3 separate regions of the Mus musculus genome follow, and regions 1 and 3 are each linked to region 2. A link is a loop called in an ENCODE intact Hi-C map of the cell type or tissue named here. Cell type or tissue: left cerebral cortex. All regions are shown on one strand. Links, peaks and the distances in the headings refer to the core of each region. The heading gives the core; the rest is flanking DNA. Region 1 has its middle 32 kb from the start of Gm38397. Region 2 has its middle 77 kb from the start of Gpbp1. Region 3 has its middle 84 kb from the start of 3110015C05Rik.

Evidence for each region. Hi-C counts contacts between places; a loop is a spot of excess contacts. Peaks named below come from ENCODE experiments on the same cell type or tissue, not always from the same donor. Only the 100,000 strongest peaks of a DNase experiment are listed, where the experiment ranks them.
Region 1: it touches region 2 in a loop (2.9-fold over the local background); 4 of 42 quality-filtered maps call a loop at or near these places.
Region 3: a loop joins it to region 2, with 2.2 times the contacts of the local background. A loop is called at or near these places in 2 of 42 quality-filtered maps.

The regions. Positions count from the first base shown.
Region 1 is chr13:110,867,943-110,874,750 of GRCm38, forward strand. No RefSeq gene overlaps it. Among named protein-coding and RNA genes, the nearest start is that of Gm38397, 32 kb to the right of the region's middle. In left cerebral cortex, for the core only: no CTCF peak of the experiment used is centred there; a DNase peak (open chromatin) is centred at 4,111.
Region 2 is chr13:111,409,924-111,416,731 of GRCm38, forward strand. No RefSeq gene overlaps it. Among named protein-coding and RNA genes, the nearest start is that of Gpbp1, 77 kb to the right of the region's middle. In left cerebral cortex, for the core only: a CTCF peak has its summit at 3,441 (motif pointing left); DNase peaks (open chromatin) are centred at 3,038 and 3,429.
Region 3 is chr13:111,141,625-111,148,432 of GRCm38, forward strand. No RefSeq gene overlaps it. Among named protein-coding and RNA genes, the nearest start is that of 3110015C05Rik, 84 kb to the right of the region's middle. In left cerebral cortex, for the core only: no CTCF peak of the experiment used is centred there; a DNase peak (open chromatin) is centred at 3,290; H3K27ac peaks cover 1,482 bases.

The DNA.
Region 1 (6,808 bases), core at 1,095-6,094, 540 kb before region 2:
AGTAAAATGTGAATGAAATGAATAGATTTTCACAAACAGCAGCAACAGTGATCACCATGCAGTTTTAGGCTTGGGAAAGTGGTGGTACTCCTAGGGTCTCCCCCCTCAGTCTCTGTAATAGGTAATACTACATGTAATATGCTGGTGTCCCCTGTGGTAACGTGTAATACACAAGGTTGTCAATGGAAGTCTTTTGACCCCAGTGTCTGAGGTGTCTGGTTCCGCACAAGTCTTAGCAAACATTCAGAATTATATTTATAATTAATACATGAGTATAATCCAGTGGTGTACTTTCAAAAACAATTCTATTCATTTTAATAAGTAATCTTCAGAGGAACTTTGTTGAACTTTTCATACTAGGTTTGAGATTAATCCTGCATTGGCAGACTGTAAAGCTAGAAATCAAAGAGAATAAGTCGAATATTTAACATTTAGTGGGATGAGAAGGTAATTGAAAAACAAAAGTTCCAAGATCAACCCCCAACCTATTTTAAAACTTGAATTCTACCTCTTCCTCAACAACTCTCTGCTATACCTATTTTACACATAAGGAAAGGTTAAGACATTTTAAGAAGCAACAATGGGCTTCTAATCCATGTAGCTAAGACATCAAACAGGTGGCCTAGATCTGATGGGATATATTCTTACAAAGAAGAAGAGTTCAGAACATAAGAATGAAGTAAGTTTGGGTGGAATGAAGAGGCTACAGATGAACTACAATTGAAAGCAAAAAGAAATATGGGGCATGATGTATAGCAGCCTACTGTTTGGCATTCTGGATTCAGTTTAGGAGTTGCCCCACCCTGGAGCTATGCCATTGCTTATAGTCTCAACAGTTGATGCTTCTACTGTGCCTCAGTGACCATCAGTTGTACTTTCAAAGGGAAAAGATTTGTTCCTCCACAAGTACAAATGTGTGTCTTCGTGCTATGTATGGGTAGAGCTGTCCCTTTAGGGAAGATACCTCCGTAGTTGACTCTAGACCGGGCCATTTTGTGCTCAGATTCCACAGCTCTCAAGGAGCAGAAAGCCCTAGCTTCTAACATCAAGATCCTCCCAGATCTTAGCTGTCAGGTGCTCCTTTGCTCTCTTACAACTCTCCTCCACTCCATGTACCAAAACCAGGGGCCTTGCCACTTTTTGCCTATCTTTCTCTATGTATCATTGACTGTCACTGTATATCCACCCGGGTAATCTGATATCCTATGAATGACTTCCTTACCCCACTGAAAATCTCCACCTATACCTTCTGCCCCTCCCACAGCCTTCCATTCCATAGCCTTCTACCTTACTTACTATTCTTGCTCTACAACAAGGCACTTATATTGATCATTAGCTCTTCTTTATAGGAAAGCAGTCTCTACAAAGGAAGACACTGGTCTCAAATGGCTCCTGGCATACAAGAAGTTTTTCAGAAATTTTCAATGAGTAGCTGGGTGAGTGGAAGAGACTGACATTGGGTTCTGAAGTGGAAAGAAGCAGACAGGGCTGCAGGGTACCATCTTTGTACCTCTGGTGGTTGTACCCAGCAAGGAAAACCTTTCTAGGATCTGACCAGAGCTTTGGAAAACAAGGCAGACCTTCCTGGTTCAGATGAGGCAGGAGCGTGAGGGGTATGTGGCTTGTGGAAACTTCCTTGGGAAATCTGATTCCTCCACACAGATGGGCTGTCCTGGAGGAGAGGAATTTGCTTGCTCATTCCAATGAAGCTGGCACTTCCACACTTCATATGTGTCTGCTGAAAGCCATGCTGGTTCTGACCAATCCCTAGCTGCACTTGGGAGTGACATCATGGAACACGTGGGCAGAGCTAGAGCATGTTTGCGGTACCTCAGGTTCCTTAGAGCCCAGGGCGGCAGCTTCGGGGATAAAGCACCTCTGCTGGCATGGACATTAAAACAGGATACAGGGAAGCTGCTAAAAGCTATGTGCTCCACCCCTTCCCAGATAAATCACAGAGGCATACACCTACAAGGACCTTTGAAAGCTGGCATCTTCCCATCCAGCCACATAAACCAGCTCTGTTCCTTGGAGGTCTTCTGGCAGGTATCTCAAACCCATATGGTGTGACTTCGGGAGCAATCAGTAGCCATTTTGGATTAATTGATTTCTCTGTAGCAGCTTCTATTTAATTAAATTGAAAGGCAAGGACCTTACAGAGGAAGGTGGGAAACATTAGTGTTAATTGTAAGACTGCTTCCGAATAACTCCATTAACTCATATCCATATGAGGCTCACAGTCTAGTCTCAAATACACAAGAAAGTGTGCTCTTTGGTTGGTGATTCAGACTCTGAGAGCCCCCAAGGGTCCAGGTTAATTGACGATGTTAGTCTTCCTGTGGATTTCCTATCCCCTTGAGGGGGAGCTATCCCAAAAGCTATTGCCTGTGCACTGGATGTGTACTTCTAGCTGGGCTGCCTTATCTGGCCTTGGTGGTAGAGGAAGTTCCTAGCCTCCAGCCTCTTAAAGACTTGAATTGCCAGTGTGCATGAATACCTGGGGGCTGGGAGGAGGCACTGGCTCAGAGGAGAAGATGGGGGAAGGATTGTAGGAGGAGGAGACTGGGAGGAGAGCAATGGGCTGGAGGTAAAGTGAATAAATAAAAAAATTAATTTAATTTAATTTTTAAAAAATGAATGTTTGGTTTTCATGCTTAAAGGCATGCTATAAAGGGCAAGGAACTTTCCAAGTTTTTATACTGTTGTGCTCCAAGTACTGGTGGATTATCTCCTAGATATCATTTGCTTCTTAAAGTGTGCCCTGGTGCCTTGGTCCTTGGTACATACTTGCACTGGAGGACATTTTAATTATTACTTTTTCTGTGTCCCCTAGAAGTGTAAGTATCCAAAAAGTATACCTGGGATAACTGGTCTATTGGATCTTATGTGCGAACAATTGAGACTCTTTTACCCTCCTCTCCCACCAGCACCTAGTGTGGAAGCTAACAAAGCCAAAATGCTCAGTAGTTTTCTTTGCTCACTTAGCACTTAAGGGCTGTTAGATTTCAAGTACATAAAGAAATAGGACAGACACAGCCTCATTCCTCCTTCTTCTCAAAAGTCCCAACTCAGGGGCGGAATGTGGATGACAATTAGACAGTTATTCAATTACCAAAAAGGAAATATGAGATGGACTCACGAAGTATAAAGGAAAGCACATAAGTGCTACCGATCTGTCACGGCTCCCAGAAGAGATGATGTAGGTACTAAGACTTAAAATACAAGTCAGCAGTCCACCCTAGGAAGAGGTCTGTGGCAAATATTCTAGGTAAAGGGAATAGTAGATAACAAGGTGCAGACCTCCTGGGTAAGGAGGAGTTACAAATCGTAGTGAATGGCCACAATACTAAACACTGAATAATAAGCAGCTGGACCACGTGCCACTGACAGGCCTGCCACTCAAAGTCTCAAAAGCATTCTTTAACTTTATCCTCAGAAAGCGTGACAAGCTTTGAGGCTCTTTACAAAAAGGGCTTAATGAATTGTTCAAAGATTGCCTTTAAGACATTAGGTTTCTCTTTTGAGAAACAAAAGCAAAGAGAGCAAAACGGAGAGAGAGAGAGAGAATTCTCAAAAGAAATCAATAACACAAGTGTCATTAGAAGTTAGGCTTCAAATGGCTTCTCCTTGCAAACCTATTGTATGTCTCTCCCTTAGAATAACTTTGAAATCCCTACATGATCTGTGCACTGTGCCAGCTATAGAGAACAATCAAAGCAGCCAACACATAGCATGAGATTAAAAAAAGGAAGAAGAAAAGAAACCCTTTAAATCTAGGCTCTTGTTTTTGTAGGTTTGGTGTTTGAAATCATAAAGCATCATGCCTAGTATTAAAGAAATATTTCCAAGGAAGTTTTACACTATCAGGGCTTAGAGGGAGGTCAGTGGCTATCTGGGCCATTCATCCATTCAGACTCTACCCAAGATAAATAGAACAATGCCCTAGTTTCAAGTACTTTCATACGGAGACTCAACAATGTCTTTCAGCTCTCACTGCTAGCAGCTTTCTCTGTGAATAAAGAGGACATTTGTACCAAGTTCAAGCCATTTAAATTGCAGCCCAAGGCCCTTTCCACTTAGCTGGACAAAGAGATCAGCAACAAATAAAAAGTGCATATTCTATCAGCAATGAGGACTTTAAATCCAATCCCAGAGGCTTCATTCAGAAGGCTGCTGATGAATGAGCTTGGGTATCTCGGATCTTCAGCTCCTAGCTAGCAGGAGACACATCTGTCATGAATGGGGTAGAGGGAGGAAGGGCTTTCCTGCAAGCTCCTGCCTTGGAAATTACACTCACTAAAAAATGGGAATGGAAATGACCGTCCACCTCTCTCGTTGGTTCCTAAAGAAGACAGTACCACACGAGGGATGTAGCAGAAGAAACAGGAAAACGTCTTGATGTTGAAGCAAGGTATCTGTGATGCTTTGCATGGGTATGTCTGAATTCACTTAAAATTTTAGGTTTGCTTGTTCACATGTGTGCCTGTATGTTGAGTCCTTTGGGCTGCCATGACAAATCACCACAAGTGAAGTGGCTTGTGGCTAGAGCATTTTATTATAAATGGTTCTGAAGCTGGGAAGTTCTGAAGGTTTTGTGTCTGGTGTGAGCCTACTTCCTGGCTCAGAAATGGATATCATTTTCTAAAGTCAACACATGGCAGAAAAAGTAAGAATTTTCCCTGGGGTCTCGTTGATGCGGGCACTAATACCATTCATAAGAGTTCCTTCATTCCATGCCTCAATCATATCCCAAGGGCCCATCTCTAAATACTACCACATTAGAGATTCGGATAAGCATAAGATTCATTTTTCTTTTGGTACTGGGAACTGACACTAATCTTTATGCATGCAGGGCAAATTTTCTACCATTCATTTAATATATGTGTGTGTGTGTGTGTCTGTGTGTGTAGTTATATACTTACATATATATGTATGTGTGTGTGTATATATATGCATACATAGAGAGAGAGTATAATAAACACCTATGTATATATCTCAATGTGTATATATACATGAATAATACATAATCATATATATAAACAATATGCATGTATACACACACACACACACACACACACACACACACACATACACATATATAGATGTGTTTAGTCCGTAGTGTATAAATTTGAGGAGACACATATTGAAGACATACATCTTTATGCACCATCAGTTCTGTGACTGCACATTTACATAATATTGGACACTAAACTATATAACAGTCCTCTAAATGAATGCTGACTAATGCTGAAACAATGTCACTATAAAATGCAAATTGCTTCATGAAGGAGTATATTAATATGAAAATGAGCACCTACTATACCATGTGAGGGAAAGGCTCTGACTTTAAGGACACATAGGGCAGGTGAGGACACAGAGCCGTAAACAGGTAATTACTGTGTTACAAGCTGTAGAACCACCTGTCTACACAAAGAGCTGTGAAGTATGAAGCAGGAAATGAGCAGAAGTGCCTGGGAGGATGGAGGAAGCTGTACAAAAGAGAAACTATTTGCCAGCATCTTTTATCAAACATGAGTAAGAACCCTGAAGACAAATGCATAGAGTCCTGCACATGTATACATGGTTGTATATATCTACACCTCTGTATAGAAACTGTACATTCCATGCATATATGATATATATGATTGGTACCATATGCCACACATATGTATCTAACAAGTATAGAAAAATATATCTATATACATATAATGTTTGGTACTTATTTTTATGTAAATATGTATTTTTCTATCACTACAATTCATACATATATGTAAATGTCTGTGTGTACATATATACCTACATACACACATAATGTACCTATTCCATATGCATTATTTAAATTATATATATTTCACTCTGTATATATATATATATATATATATATATATATATATATATATATAGTCATTTATACATATGTAGGCTTTATATGTATATAGCAATATAGAGAGAAGGGGAGAACTGCAAATATGTAGGAAATTTGACATTAACAATAGATACAGGGAAAACTGATTTATAATGTGTAAGACATTTACTATCAAGTGACATATCTATGCATGCCTGCATAACCAATCTATCTCCATTCCAATTACAGATATATCTATTCTGATGCACTCCAAAGCTCTTAATTATCCCTTATTTCCACTCTACTCCACCCTGAGGAGACAAGTAAAACACGAACAGGGCCCACAGTTGCAGAAATGTTATGTACAAAAATTGTTGGCAAGAAATAAAGCTGTCATGGCTTTAGATTTGTGTACCTATGGGTTACCAGCTAACTGTGTTTGCTTTGAAAGCAGACAATATACCACTGAAATTTTTGCTGAGAGCTCCAATGAACTCTTTGTCGTTTCTCTAATTACCTAAGTTGATTCACATGGTGAGACACAATGTGTTCTTATTTTTAATCGATCTGGAATTAAATTGAACTTTGAAGCTTTCAAGATCCTGTCAAGCTGGTAGAGAGAAACAGAGGTTAAAGAAAGAATCGCCTGATGCAGCCCACAGGTATGTGCAGGGCCAGAGGCCCCTGACTAAGAACAGAATGTCTTAGGTATTCCATTACTGACAAGATTCGGGCCTTGGTGAGTGATAAACAGATAGCAAGTCTATGCCCTCTCCAGAATGGGGACACTGGGACATGTTGTGCAACACACCTCATGGGTTCCAATGCAGCATTTGCACTTGAAAATTTAGTGTCATTCACAGCTGGACAGAAAAGCTACCTTAGTGACAAAACTGGGACAGTAGGCAAATTAGTAACAGTTTGCATTTCAGGTTTCCTAGGACGAGTGCCATCCTCGGCATG
Region 2 (6,808 bases), core at 1,256-6,255:
CCTGTGTGTGTGCGTGTGTGAGCGTGTGTGTGTGTGTGTGTGTGTGCACACGCGTGTGCATGTGCGCGCGCTCGCACAGACTAGTTTAAGTAATTTTCTTGGAAACTTATTTGAATTCAAAATAGACTTGCAGCATTTTTGATAGATTGTGGGTGGATGGATGGACAGACAGACGGACAGTGAACGGGAATACTAGCAATGATCTAGCATGGATATTCGTGTCTTGGGAGCAAACCCCAGTTACACTTCTCCCTGCCACAAATCTATACCACAGACCAACACTAAGAAAAATATAATTTAGTAGAAGAAGGTGAAGTCTGGGATCTACTTCAAATCTGATTCAGGGGCACAATTTTCCTTAAGAGACACTCTCTAGAATGACTTCGTTTTATAAGTGAGGGAGGAGAGGTTACGGAACTCACTCAAGGTTGCATAACTCATGAGAGACCGCCATCATAACCCAGTGCTCCAAGCTCAGTTGGCACCTCTATTAGATGTTTTTACCAGAATATATCACCCAGTACCAACCATGTGAGTCCCGGAGACAGAGCTCCACTCTCTGCCAGCAGTGACCACACTCAGCCATCATATACAGCCAAATGTGGCACGTCTTTTCTCCCACAACTTAGACGGGGGAATCAGAAGCGGCAACTGAGAAGATATCCTGGCTTATCAGTCCCATCTTAAGCAGAGGAAACAGGATTAGAATGAAGCACCGAGCCAAATCCAGCACAGCTTTCTGACTGTCCAGTGCATCCTTCGAGACACTACAGGGTCATCCCTATGAGCACGCTCACAGGACCCCACCCCACCCCACCCCCCAGGGTTTACAATCCGTAACAGAGAGAGAGAGAGAGGCTGCCTCTCCCCAGAAGACTCAGTATGTCCTAAGAGGACCAAAGTTAGCAGTCTTTGAAAATGAACTGAGAGAGGTCCCTGCAGAAACACTACCTACAAGTGTGTGTGCTTGGAAAGCAAATCATGGAGCCAGGGAGGTGATGTGGAGGAAAACACAAAGCAAGCACAAAGATTTGAGTGAGGCTGGGTGCAGAGAAGCATCTTGAATATCAGGGCAGCTCTTTCTTGACGCTAGTCAGCAAACACCTCCTCTTTTACAGGAAAACAGCTTTGGAGCTCGAATGAATTTTTGCCGACAGTGTTTTGCCGCCCTCTAGTGTTCGATTTTTAATTTTAAAAAGGCATTTAACACACCTGGATTAACGTGGCCTTTCATCCCTTCCAGTCTCCTGGAAGTTAATGGTTTTTGGACTGTCATTGCACTAGGCAGATTGAATCACAAACGTCAGTTAAAGACACAAGTTTCGTTGCTGTTTACTAACACAGGATCTTAGTATATAGCTCAGCCTGGCCTTGATCTCACTATCTTCCTTCCTCATCCTCCCAAATGGAACATGCATGCACGATCATGCCTGGTGCATGTTATAATAGACTCTTATGAAAATGTAACATACACATATGAGTGAACATTGTGAACAATAAATATGCTGTACAGTTAAAAAGAAAGCTAGGGTGCTTTCATTTTGTTTTTCTTCACCAAAAATACTGCAAATATTTGAGAAGACAGACATGTTTGTCATCATGTAAACGTCACATAAAATGTACATTTATCAAGACATCATGTGGTACTGATAAATATGTAAAGATGTGTATACCAATTTTAAAATAATACTTCTAAAAATCTAATACTTACCTGACAACTTCTTAGCACATAAATGTCCTTTCTGGGTATAGAATTTCAGTTATGTGCTATGCGTGCATTCTTGAGATCTCATGTGCAATAAAAAGGATGGCCACAACACATAGCCCTGTATTATTCAGTTTAAAAGGAAATTTTTACAAACGTTCTTTCTGCCTCTCCCTCAGATACCACCCACTAAACTGGGTTGCTTGAGTCCCACAAGCAAGGAGGAAACTCGAAAGACCACATGATAAAGCCAGGCTGTAAGTCACTATCTGGGTTACTCTAATATAGTTTAAGAAGAAAGTAACGCTATGCCTGAGAGAAGTCTTCAGTGCTCCGGTGATTTCCCAACCAGATCAGGCATCTGGAGACTAGTGTTTTATGTATAGAACCTTGACCCCAGAGCTTTTGAAAAAGTAGCATCAAGATATATATAAAAGAGAGGCGAGTGCGAGGCGATGTTTCCTGCCATGATGATAATAGATTAAACCATTATCTGAAATGCAAGCCATTTTTTTTTAAGTAAGAATTGTTGTGGCCATGGTTTCCTCTTCCGAGCTATTGAAACCCAAACAAGGACAGGGTATACTTGGACTTGGACGAAGAACCATCAATGAGAAGAGGATGCTAGGTAGGGGACACCAAGGAAAGGGGCGCATGCTGCACACATGCCCCAAGGTCCTAGCGCTCAACCTTCTTCTGTGCTCTCTCATCAAACAACACACAGCCTGCCCCGTGAATTAGCTAACAGCAAAGTTATAGAAGGGATGAGGATGGAGAGCGTAAGACAACCTTGTCTGCCATCATGCCACTGTGGACTGCTGCCCGCCCTGCACTTATGATCACTCTTGGTAACCAGTAGTCAGTGTCTGCTGATAGATATATATACCAATGATCAATACACCACCTCTGTGGAACAGAGGTAGGACTCCTGAATTCCTATTTGAAAGTTTTGTGTGTGTGTGCATGTGTGTATATATATATATGTGTATATATATATATATATATATATATATATGTATATGTATATATATGTATATATATATTAAAGAATTATTACATTTGTTAAAGGACTTGTCATATATGGCAGGATTTATTTTTAAAACTGCCTTACAGAGGTGGACATTCATTGAAGTGGGGCGGCTAAGGATCTAGTGGGAAAGAAAGGTGTCATTCACCAAGACTCTTTGGTACCTTTTTTTTCCCCCAGAGAGTGGGATGGAGTGGAGTGGGGGGACATAGTTTCTCTGTGTAGCCCTGGCTGTACTAGAACTTGATCCATAGACCAGGCTGGCCTCAAACTTGACATCCACCTGTCTTTGCCTCCTGAGTGCTGGGATTAAAGGCATTCACCGCCACCACCAGGCCCTTCGGTACATTTTTAAATGTGTGTTTTGTTGTCAAATTACTTTTAAAAAATACATGTTTTTCCCCAAGGCAAAGTAAAGTCAGTGTCTAAAATGTCTGATTCTGGACCCTGGAATTGGAGAGAATGTGGAGGAGGGAAGCTATCTACTGAATCATTTAGTAGTTTGGTGGCCTTGTTTTTGTATGTAAAAAGCATTTCTTTCATAACTCTTGGGATTCTTGCAACAAGATACCTGTACAATTCTATGCATATATTAGCCTCACTTCCGTCAGAAAAATTAAAGCCATGATACTTTCTGGATACAAAGTTTAAACATTATCATGTGTGCTGTGCGAGTAGACATCAACAGCTCTTTGGCCCCCTCTGCTGGTCACTGAGATATATACCTGTGAAAATGATCTTCGAATATATTTGACATTTGTTGTCATGTCAGAAAAGGAATTATTTCCATTTCTGTGAGTCCAAAGAGCCTTTCTCCTTGGCCGATAATTTCACAAAGATCAAAGATATGTGTTTCTAAATGCTTCATCTGTATACAGAATACCAAGTAGAAATTTGCTAATCCCAGCACTCGGGAGGCAGAGGCAGGCAGATTTCTGAGTTCGAGGCCAGCCTGGTCTACAGAGTGAGTTCCAGGACAGTCAGGGCTACACAGAGAAACCCTGTCTCGAAGGAAAAAAAAGAAAGAAATTTGCTTCTGACTTTTGCTTGCTTTTCAGGTAGATTCGAGGAGCTACAGACAGAAACACTGGAGATTCATGAGTAGTCACAGTCTAAAGTTACTGATCGCTGGGCAGTGGTGGCACACGTCTTTAATCCCAGCACTGGGAGGCAAAGGCAAGCAGATCTCTGAGTTCAAGGCCAGCCTGGTCTATAAGGTAAGTTCCAGGACAGCCAAGGTTACACAGAGAAACCCTTATCTTGAAAAGCCAAAATAAACAAGCAAAAGAACAACAAAAAACCCAACAGTCTAAACCTTCCCCAACTCCTGTTCAGGAGAGGATTGTTCTGGAAGAGAGCCAGTACTAGCGAGAATCTACAAACATTAGGTACTAGATACTATTCTTGTGTATCTGGTGGGCATAGATAATTCCAGGGTACCCTATGGATTGTCACTATTTTGGATTACAAATGCAATATACAATTGCCTTTAAAGCTATACAACACTTTATTGTTTGTAAATTTTTAAAATCTCCTCCAGTCAGGTAGAGCACATGCATGTATCCAAGAACCTGTGAGGAAGCCGGAAGATTGTGAGTTCGAAGAGAACCTGGCTACACTGACTAACTCTGTGGTAAAATTCTGACGTGCAAGCAGTTCACATTCTACCGCTCATAGCAAGCCGAGCGTGACAGCACAAATGTGTAAGCCTGTTTCTTAGTTAGGGTTCTATTACTGTGAAGAGATACTACGACCAAGGCAACTCTTATAAAAAGAAAGCATTTCATTGGAGCTGACTTACAGTTTCAGAGGTTCAGTCTATTATCATCATGGCAGGAAGTATGGCAGCATGCAGGCAGACTTGGTGCTGGAGGAGCTAAGCGTTCTACATCATGATCCAAAGACAGCCCAGGAAGAAACTGTCTTCTACAACCAATCAAGAAGAGGCTCTCTTCCACACTGAGTGGAGCTGAGCATAGGAAGAGATCTCAAAGCTCCCCCTGAGAGCAACACATGTCCTCAAACAAGGCCATGCCTCCTAATAGTGCCACTCTCCGTGGGCCAAGCATTCAAATACATGAGTCTATCACCACCAAACCTATCCAAACCACCACAACTGAGTACCAGTGAGTGGAGACTGGAAGATGCCTGTGTTTGCTGGCCAGTTAGTCCAGCCAATCACTGAGTTCCAGATTCAGTATAAAGAGTCCCTGTGTGGTGGTTTCAGACCCTATCAGGTAACATGAAAAGCACCACACACACTACATACATAGGCTCATATATTTGAATGTTTGATCTCTAATTTGTAGAAATGTTTTGAGAAGAGTTAGGAGGTATGGGCTTATTGGAGGGGTTTTGTCACTGGGGACAGGAGGGAGGTGAGCTTTGAAGTTTCGAAAGCCCACGCCAGGCTCATTCTGTCTTTCCTCCAACTTGCAGATAAGATCTACTGCCCAAGCACCATGCCTGCCTGCCTGCCTGCCTGCCTGCCTGCCTGCCTGCCTGCCTGCCTGCCTGCCTGCCTGCCTGCCGCCACGTTTTCCACTGGTCATGGACTCACCCTCTGAAACTATAAGCAAGTCCCCAATTAAATACTTTAATTAGTAAGTTGCCTTTGTCGTGATGTCTCTTCAGAGCAATAGAACAGTAACTGAGACCCCCTACCCCAAAAACAACAACAACAACAAAACAAGATAAAAAAGTAATAAAGAAAGACACCTGGCATTGGTCTCTACCCTCCACAAGTGCATATAGGAAGCATAAACCTGTATGTATTGTATACACACACAGAAGTAAAATAAAAATTTTAAAACTTCCTTTGGATTATGAAACAAAACATATATTTGTACATTCTTTTAAAGGCATTTCCACAAAATTAAATAAAGGCAACTCCTTAGAATCTATTTTTAAAATCGTCTTTAACTTTTTATTCTCTGTGACCCAAAAATAATACATTTTACCTCTGTGAGTTTCTCTACCAAGGGATAGGCTGGTAAGATGGTTCAGTGGAGAAAGATACCTACCCAAGCTTGATGGCCTGACGTCAATCCTCAAGACCTACTAATGGAAAAAAAGAACTAACTTCTCTTGGTCCTCTGACATCCACAAATGCACAATGTTGCACACACCACACAGACACACACCCATACACAAACACATAAATAAGTAGAGAAATACAACAGGGAAAATTAAGAAGCTTTGGAGCAGAAAAGTATCTTATAGAAGGACCCTTACTACATGGTTCCAAACATTGTTACATGTATAAAAATCTCTTCCTGTACAGATAAAGCTACATAAATGGACAGAAAACATGAGGAAGGCTACATGTTCCATTAGGAATAATAGATGGAGATAGGATTACGAGTGTCAATCAAGGGACCAACTTTGCCTCTGTCTTTGTCAGTGTTCTATTGCTTTGAAGAGACACCATGACCATGGGGACCTTTATGAAAGAAATCATTTAATCGGGGCTTTCCTACAGTTTCAGAACTTGGTACTCAGTTGTGGTGGTTGGAATAGGTTTGGTAGTCTATTATCATAGTGAGAAGCATGGCAGCACACGGGAAGACATAGTGTCTACAGAGAACTACGGAGAGGTCGGCATCAGGATCCACTGGCAGCAGGATGAGAAGACACTGGGACTGGCTTGGGAACTCAAAGTCCACCCCCAGTGACACTTCCTTCATCCAGGCCACACCTCCTAATCCCTTCCAATAGCGTAACTCTCTGGTAACCAAGCATTCACATCTGAGCCTGTAGTGACTATTCTCATTCAAGCTACCACGACCTCTAAATTTTATTCACAAGCATAACAGATTTATTACTTGAGTAATTAAAGCTTAGCCAACAATTGTTTTTCTCCTTTCCCGTCCAAGTCCTCTCTTCTTGTTCAGAAACAATTACTTCTTAAGAAGTAGTTTGATAGAACTCTGCACTAAACCCGTCTGGTAGGGGATTGGGGGTGGGTGGGTATGGGGGACTTTTGGTATAGCATTGGAAATGTAAATGAGCTAAATACCTAATAAAAAATGGAAAAAAAAAAGAAGTAGTTTAAAACTTTTGCCATGCTCTGATGT
Region 3 (6,808 bases), core at 1,121-6,120, 270 kb before region 2:
TACAGAATAAAAACTCAAGCAGAAAGTGTGTGCCAATTAGAGGACCCTGAATAATGAAAGACAAGAAGATTGGCAAAGGTGTCTTCTCTGTAAGGACACAAGGGATTTTTCCCTTTAATTCAGTATCTCAAACAACTGTGTTCTACCTATATGACTGACTTGGTTTTCTCTAAGAAATCTTGCAACTCTGGTGAAGGTCACACTTCCCCTTAATGCTTGTTAAGAAGTTTAAGGCCCAAATCATAGTCTACTTTGACAACAACATAGAACAGTGTTTCTCAACCTGGGGGTCTTGATCCCTTTGGGGGTCAAATGACCTTTTCACAGTGGTCACCTTAGATCATGAGAAAACATAGATATTGATTCATAACAGTAGAAAAAATATAGTTATGAAGCAACAACATAATTTTTATGATTGCTCACAACATGAGCAAATGTATTAAGGGTCACAGCATTAGGAAGGTTAAGAACCACTGGCCTAGAACCTTATGCTATGCCCTCTGGTATCTAAACCCACCTTAATACATCAGACCTCATTTTCCCTTTACTTGCACTTCTTACTTCAAATTTACCTTTTTCTTGATCAGACACACTTGTAAAATGTTAAGATCCTTTGCAAACAGGACAGAGCATGAATAAGTGAATGAATAAATCATCAATGATGGATGCTAGAGGCAAGAGGAAATGGAAGAAGAAAGTACCATAAATGACAGGCATCCAAAGATCGAACGCAGTCAGAAGTGAATTCTGCAGTGAATCTATTTCCAGCTAGGTCAGGGGGTTCTTTTGCAGGCCAACAGTGAGACAGAGAGGAAAAGAGACCTTCACTGTATCTTAGAACAGAGATCTGTAAAGTATCCACCCAGCTCCAGGTGATGCTACAGACAGACAAAAAGGAAGAGTGACTGGTGAGACATGTAAAAGTCACAGGCAATGGAAAATCCAAGGTTAAGGATGAAAGTAACAAAAGGAATATATTCAAATGTGGCCCCTGACATTGACTGTGTGCTTATAATATGAATTGTTTCCGTTTTCCCAGAATATGAACACACACACACACACACACACACACACACACACACACGTTCGACACTGCAGATGAAATGGACCTGGGAATGTTTTTTGGATTTTTGTATGCCACTCCCTAACTTAAAACTGAAGTTTATAGACTGGCTTTTAACGTCTAGGCAGAAATAGCCAAGACTCAAGCAGCTGCTCTTCATAAATGATTAGCTGAAGATTTATGACGCCCAGGATATAATCACTACCCAAATTAATGCCATAGACTAAAGGCATCAGGTAACTGATCTACAGACCAAAAATATCCTGACAGCAGGGAGCATAATTGCTTATTTATACAAATGGTCTGTGCACTCAGGCATTCTGTGTAAATAGATCGTTACAGCCATTTCCAAGACATTATAATCCATTAGGTAAATTAGATATGCTTTACAATCCTAATGACACAATCTCAGGACCAAATATCTCCAGAAACATTTATCCAATTCAGCTCTCAGACAAGCCTGGCTCTACATGAGGGCATTCAACTGAGAAAGCTCTGAAGTGCTTCTATTTTGAGAAGAAACAAGTGCAGAATCTCAAGGTTCAAAGTCGAGACCTCATTTCTGCAGCAGAACAATGAGCTGCTCTGCAGAAGCGAGCCCACATTCATACTCACTACATTGTGCCATTTTTACTAACAGCCGTCACACGAGTCTCTGCTTCACCATTCTGTCCCTATGATGTTCTTCTGAATGCTCATAGTAGGTTGCATTTCTCCTTCCTGCTATTATAGCTACTGATTGCCTGACACTGGCCATTCACAGGTGTTCTGTCATCCTTGGTGTCTCTTTGCTGGCTGATTCTCATCATCTTCTACTAGTATCCTTGGTTTTAGACTCTTTTCCATAGTTCATTTAATTCTTGGCAAAAGAGTCTACTTCTCTTCAACAATACAAGTAAATTTGCTCTGTTTTGCCACACTGGAGAAATCAGAAAGAATTAAATCAAGCCCCTGATCAGAATCATTTACATGAAACTCCTCTGCTTATAACCAAGGTGACCTTGAGTGTCTTTGTTCCAACTTGCATGCATTGCTCTCAGCCAGTTCTTATAAGTACTCCTTTTCACCCTGAAAAGTGTCTCGGGTTTGGATAGTAGTTGTATTGTTCAAATATGAAGTAAAGCTGGACGTGGCTGGCTTTTAAATTCTTCCCCATGATGAACAGGCACCTCTCTGACCACAATCAACTGCAAACCCAGGGCTCCAGGAAGTCTTCAGGACCAACTAACTATCTTGCCTCAATTTACTTAGTAGTCTGGAACACCACTCTTTAGATTCACAGAGCCACTGGGCTACAAGACAGCACCCCCTCCCTTCATAATGTTGTTAAGGCCCTTCATAATTTTGCTAGTAAAGAGACTGGGGCTTGACTGGACTATGTCTGAGTCAGACACTGCCATTGTTGTGTCCAAATTCTTGACCTGGGAAATTTTTCAGTTGCAAGAGGCTGTGAATGTGGAAGAGCCCTTTTTTTTCCATTTTTTATTAGGTATTTAGCTCATTTACATTTCCAATGCTATACCAAAAGTCCCCCATACCCACCCACCCCCACTCCCCTACCCACCCACTCCCCCTTTTTGGCCCTGGCATTCCCCTGTACTGGGGCATATAAAGTTTGCGTGTCCAATGGGCCTCTCTTTCCAGTGATGGCCGACTAGGCCATCTTTTGATACATATGCAGCTAGAGTCAAGAGCTCCGGGGTACTGGTTAGTTCATAATGTTGTTCCACCTATAGGGTTGCAGATCCCTTTAGCTCCTTGGGTTCTTTCTCTAGCTCCTCCATTGGGAGCCCTGTGATCCATCCATTAGCTGACTGTGAGCATCCACTTCTGTGTTTGCTAGGCCCCAGCATAGTCTCACAAGAGACAGCTACATCTGGGTCCTTTCGAGAAAATCTTGCTAGTGTATGCAATGGTGTCAGCGTTTGGATGCTGATTATGGGGTGGATCCCTGAATATGGCAGTCTCTACATGGTCCATCCTTTCATCTCAGCTCCAAACTTTGTAACTCCTTCCATGGGTGTTTTGTTCCCACTTCTAAGGAGGGGCATAGTGTCCACACTTCAGTCTTCATACTTCTTGAGTTTCATGTGTTTAGAAAATTGTATCTTATAAGAATAAGTTTTGCATTGAGCTTTGCATTCCTCCCTACCCAACAGCTGTGGACTGCACAGGGTGAAGGGTGCAATCTGTTCTTAGGAAGCTCGGAAGCTAAATGACTCAGAGAGAAATCACACTCACAACCTCGACTTCATTAGCACCACCTGTGCTCTTAAGGAAGGCACCAAAGTACATTTTAAATAAAACACTGAACCAGAGCCTCACACCCAGCTGTTCAAACAAGATTATAAAAGGATCTCTCCTCTTTATCATGCTCTGTCCGCTCTATCATGCTCTGGTTCCTTCTGCAATCCACAGGTTCTGAGGAGGACTTGGTTCTTCATCCTTCAGTTCCTTCTCTATCCAGCTTTCCTCCATTAAATCTTCCCACTAGGAACTGGGAAGGTATGTGCCAGCCCTTCCTGTGTCATTTCAACTAGAAGAGTGATTTTAAAAAATCATTCACCTAAAACAAATTTTCTCGTTGTATTTCTTCCATGAATAGTCACTGCTCAACAGCTACAGCTAACTTTTAGGGAAAAATTGTAAGAAATGGAATGGTCATTTTCATGCACCAACCTGGCTGGGCCCTTGATCCCCCCCACCTGTTCAACCTGACATGAAATCTAGGTGTTTGTCTTAGTTTGGGTTTCATGGCTGTGAAGAGATACTATGACCATGACAACTTTTGTAAAGAACAACATTTAATTGGGGCTGGCTTACAGTTTTAAAGGTTTAGTCTATTATCATCACGATAGAAAGCATGCAGTACATAGGCCAGAATGGTGCTGGAGATGGAGCTGAGATTTCTACATCTTGATCTGAAGGCAGCCAGGATTCCACAGGCATCCAGGAGGCTTCCTTCGGCACTGGGTAGAGTTTAAGCACTAGGAGACAACATAGCCACCCTACACAGTAACATACTTCCTTCAACAAGGTCACACCTATTCCAACAAGACCACACCTCCTAATAGTGCCACTCTCTGTGGGCCAAGCATTCAAATACATGCAACTATGGGGGGCAAACCTATTCAAATCACCACAGTGTTCCTGTGAAGGTGTTCGGCAACTTAAATAAGGAAAGTCTCTAATAGCTGCCTTCATCTGGGCAGCCTCATGAAAACTGTTCAACAGCTTTAAGTGCAGCAGAGACGCTTCCCTGAAGGAGTTCTACCTGGGTCACACAGCTTCACATCATGTCGCAACCATCCTTTGGAGTTTTACAACTTGCCCTCCTCATGTCGACAACTGTATAAACCAGTTCTTTGCAATAAAACTCTCACTGTACAACTCCCACCAATGTGTTGCTTTTTGGGTAAACCTCATACAATAGGTACTGGAGACCCTTGCCGTTGGCTCCTGCTCACTGTAGAATTATACAGCAGAAAATAATGAGATAGGTTTCTATTTGGCACATATTTCTGACCTAGCCAGGTCCCTGCCTTCCAGAATGCATTTACCAATACCAAGACTGATCCTACACCACATCATATAGGTTAGAAATTTGGAGATAGGACCTAAGTATGTTTTTTCTTACACTTCCAGATAGCTCTAAAATGAGCCAAAGTTGGAAGACTTTGAATTGGACTGACTGAAATGAGCCTGCCCTAAATAGTCTGGGTAAGGTTATCTGGCAACCCAGTTACCATTTGTGAATGCTGTCAGCAAGACTCCTAGAAAATTTTAAGAGCAATTGTGGTCTTCTGGTAAGATTTCCAGATTTAGCAAAGAAACACATGGGACATCTAATTAAATTTGAAAAAAAATAGTTAAGCAGAAGAAATTTGAAATGGATCAGTAACTGCTGAGTAGAGAACATTTAGGACATATGGATGGAATCAGCACATGCTTCAAGACAAAATTCTGAACTACAAAAGCTCTGTGTGCACAGGATGCCTGTCGATCCTGTAGTCTGTGGGCATCCTCTGAGCAAGATCTTTCATTCAGTTGGCTTGTTCTACTTTTAATCCTACATGGTCTATCAGAGTTCTATCTGCATGAATCAATACATCTCTCCTGTCCTAAGTGCACAAAAACAGTGGCCAAATCCATGAAGAGCCTGAGGAAAGCAATGTAGCAACACCAGCTAAAGAGTCCGTATGCAATGCTTTGTGAAATGTGGCAGCGTTGTTTCCCTTCTGGGGTCTCTCTCTACTTTTTTCCTCTCCTCAATTCAAGCTCCTAGTCATTCCTGTGTGTTTGTTTGTTTGTTTGTTTGTTTGTTTGTTTGTTTGTTTGTTTTGTTGAGACAAAGTTTCTCTCTGTAGCTCTAGAACTCTCTGTAAACTAGGCAGGCCTGGAACTCACAGAGCTCTGCCTGCTTTTGCCTCCCAAGCTCTGGGATTAAAAGCATGAATCACCACCCACCTCATTCATTCCTAACACAGAATAGGTTGTTGAGTAATGCTCTAGTTCCTTTCTCCCCTTCTTCCTGAAATGGTCCAGCAAGAAAATGCCCTAAACAAAAACAGCCTCTCACAGTAAGGGGTGGGGGTTCTCCAGCCCTTGGAAAGAAACCACACATCCAGTTCAGTGGTTATGCCAGATGTTTCTGTGTTAACAGATCCTAACTTTAGAGTCTTCTAAGTTTGAGCCACTCCTGTTTCTGTACTTTAGTTTTTCATACAAGATATCTACTGTTGTTTTACTGGCCTCCAGTGGGCCAATTAGAACTGGAAAAACTCATTTCCTAGAATGGTACAGTCCATTAGCTAGGATGCACAATCCTGGTAACTCAGCCTCTGAGTTTATTGAGCCTTCCAGATGAAGCTGACCATTGTAATTATCTGAGCCTGTCAAAAGTACAGTAACCTCACCTCACACCTAGAAAATCCAGTCTGTGGAAGAGATTATTTAAACACTTAACCAAGTTTAGAAAACACTGCTTTATACTTTTGATGGCCCTGTTAAAATCGAGATAGGGGCATTGTCGACATTGCAGATGAATAAGAGCGATTTCCACTGAGGAGATGAGATGGGGGTGGGCTGTATAGGTCACCTTAAACCTCCATAAGCTTTTGAGTCTCACCTGTAGAATGGGTGTGTTCTAACAGTTCTTCCAGTTCCAGGATTTCAGGATTCTACACAACACTGACTCCTCAGAATCTTGGAAGTTTTAAGAGCCCAGTAAAGGAGAAGCAAATAAAGCTTTATTGGAAAGAATGCTTTAAGTTGGGGGATCTTGGTTTTGTAGAAACAACAAGCATTAGGGTTAGGTTCAGTGACATTTGGTAATTGTACTTTGGATCGATCCCTTTATCTTCTCCTATAAAAATGATTAGAGTTAGGCATGGTGACACATACGTACAATCTCAAAGTGGGAAAACTATGGCAAGAGGATGTCTAGCTTGAGGGCAGGGGAACAATTTAAATATCTCTCAAAGGTAATTTAGAAGGTTTGTGGACAAATGGTAAAAAGAAAAGCCAACAAATATCAATTTAAATTATAGCTTTTCCATATTGCTCAGAATAATTTTAACTGATTTGTGATGATGAATTTTTTGGTTATGTTCAACAAAGGGAAGAGATGCCTTAAGTCTCTCCTAAGACCATATGCTAAAATGCTGTAATGGAGGGAGGCCCAGGGAACAATGGAGTACACAAGAAAATCTTTAAAATGTGTGTAGGTCAGGAAGAGCCTTACAG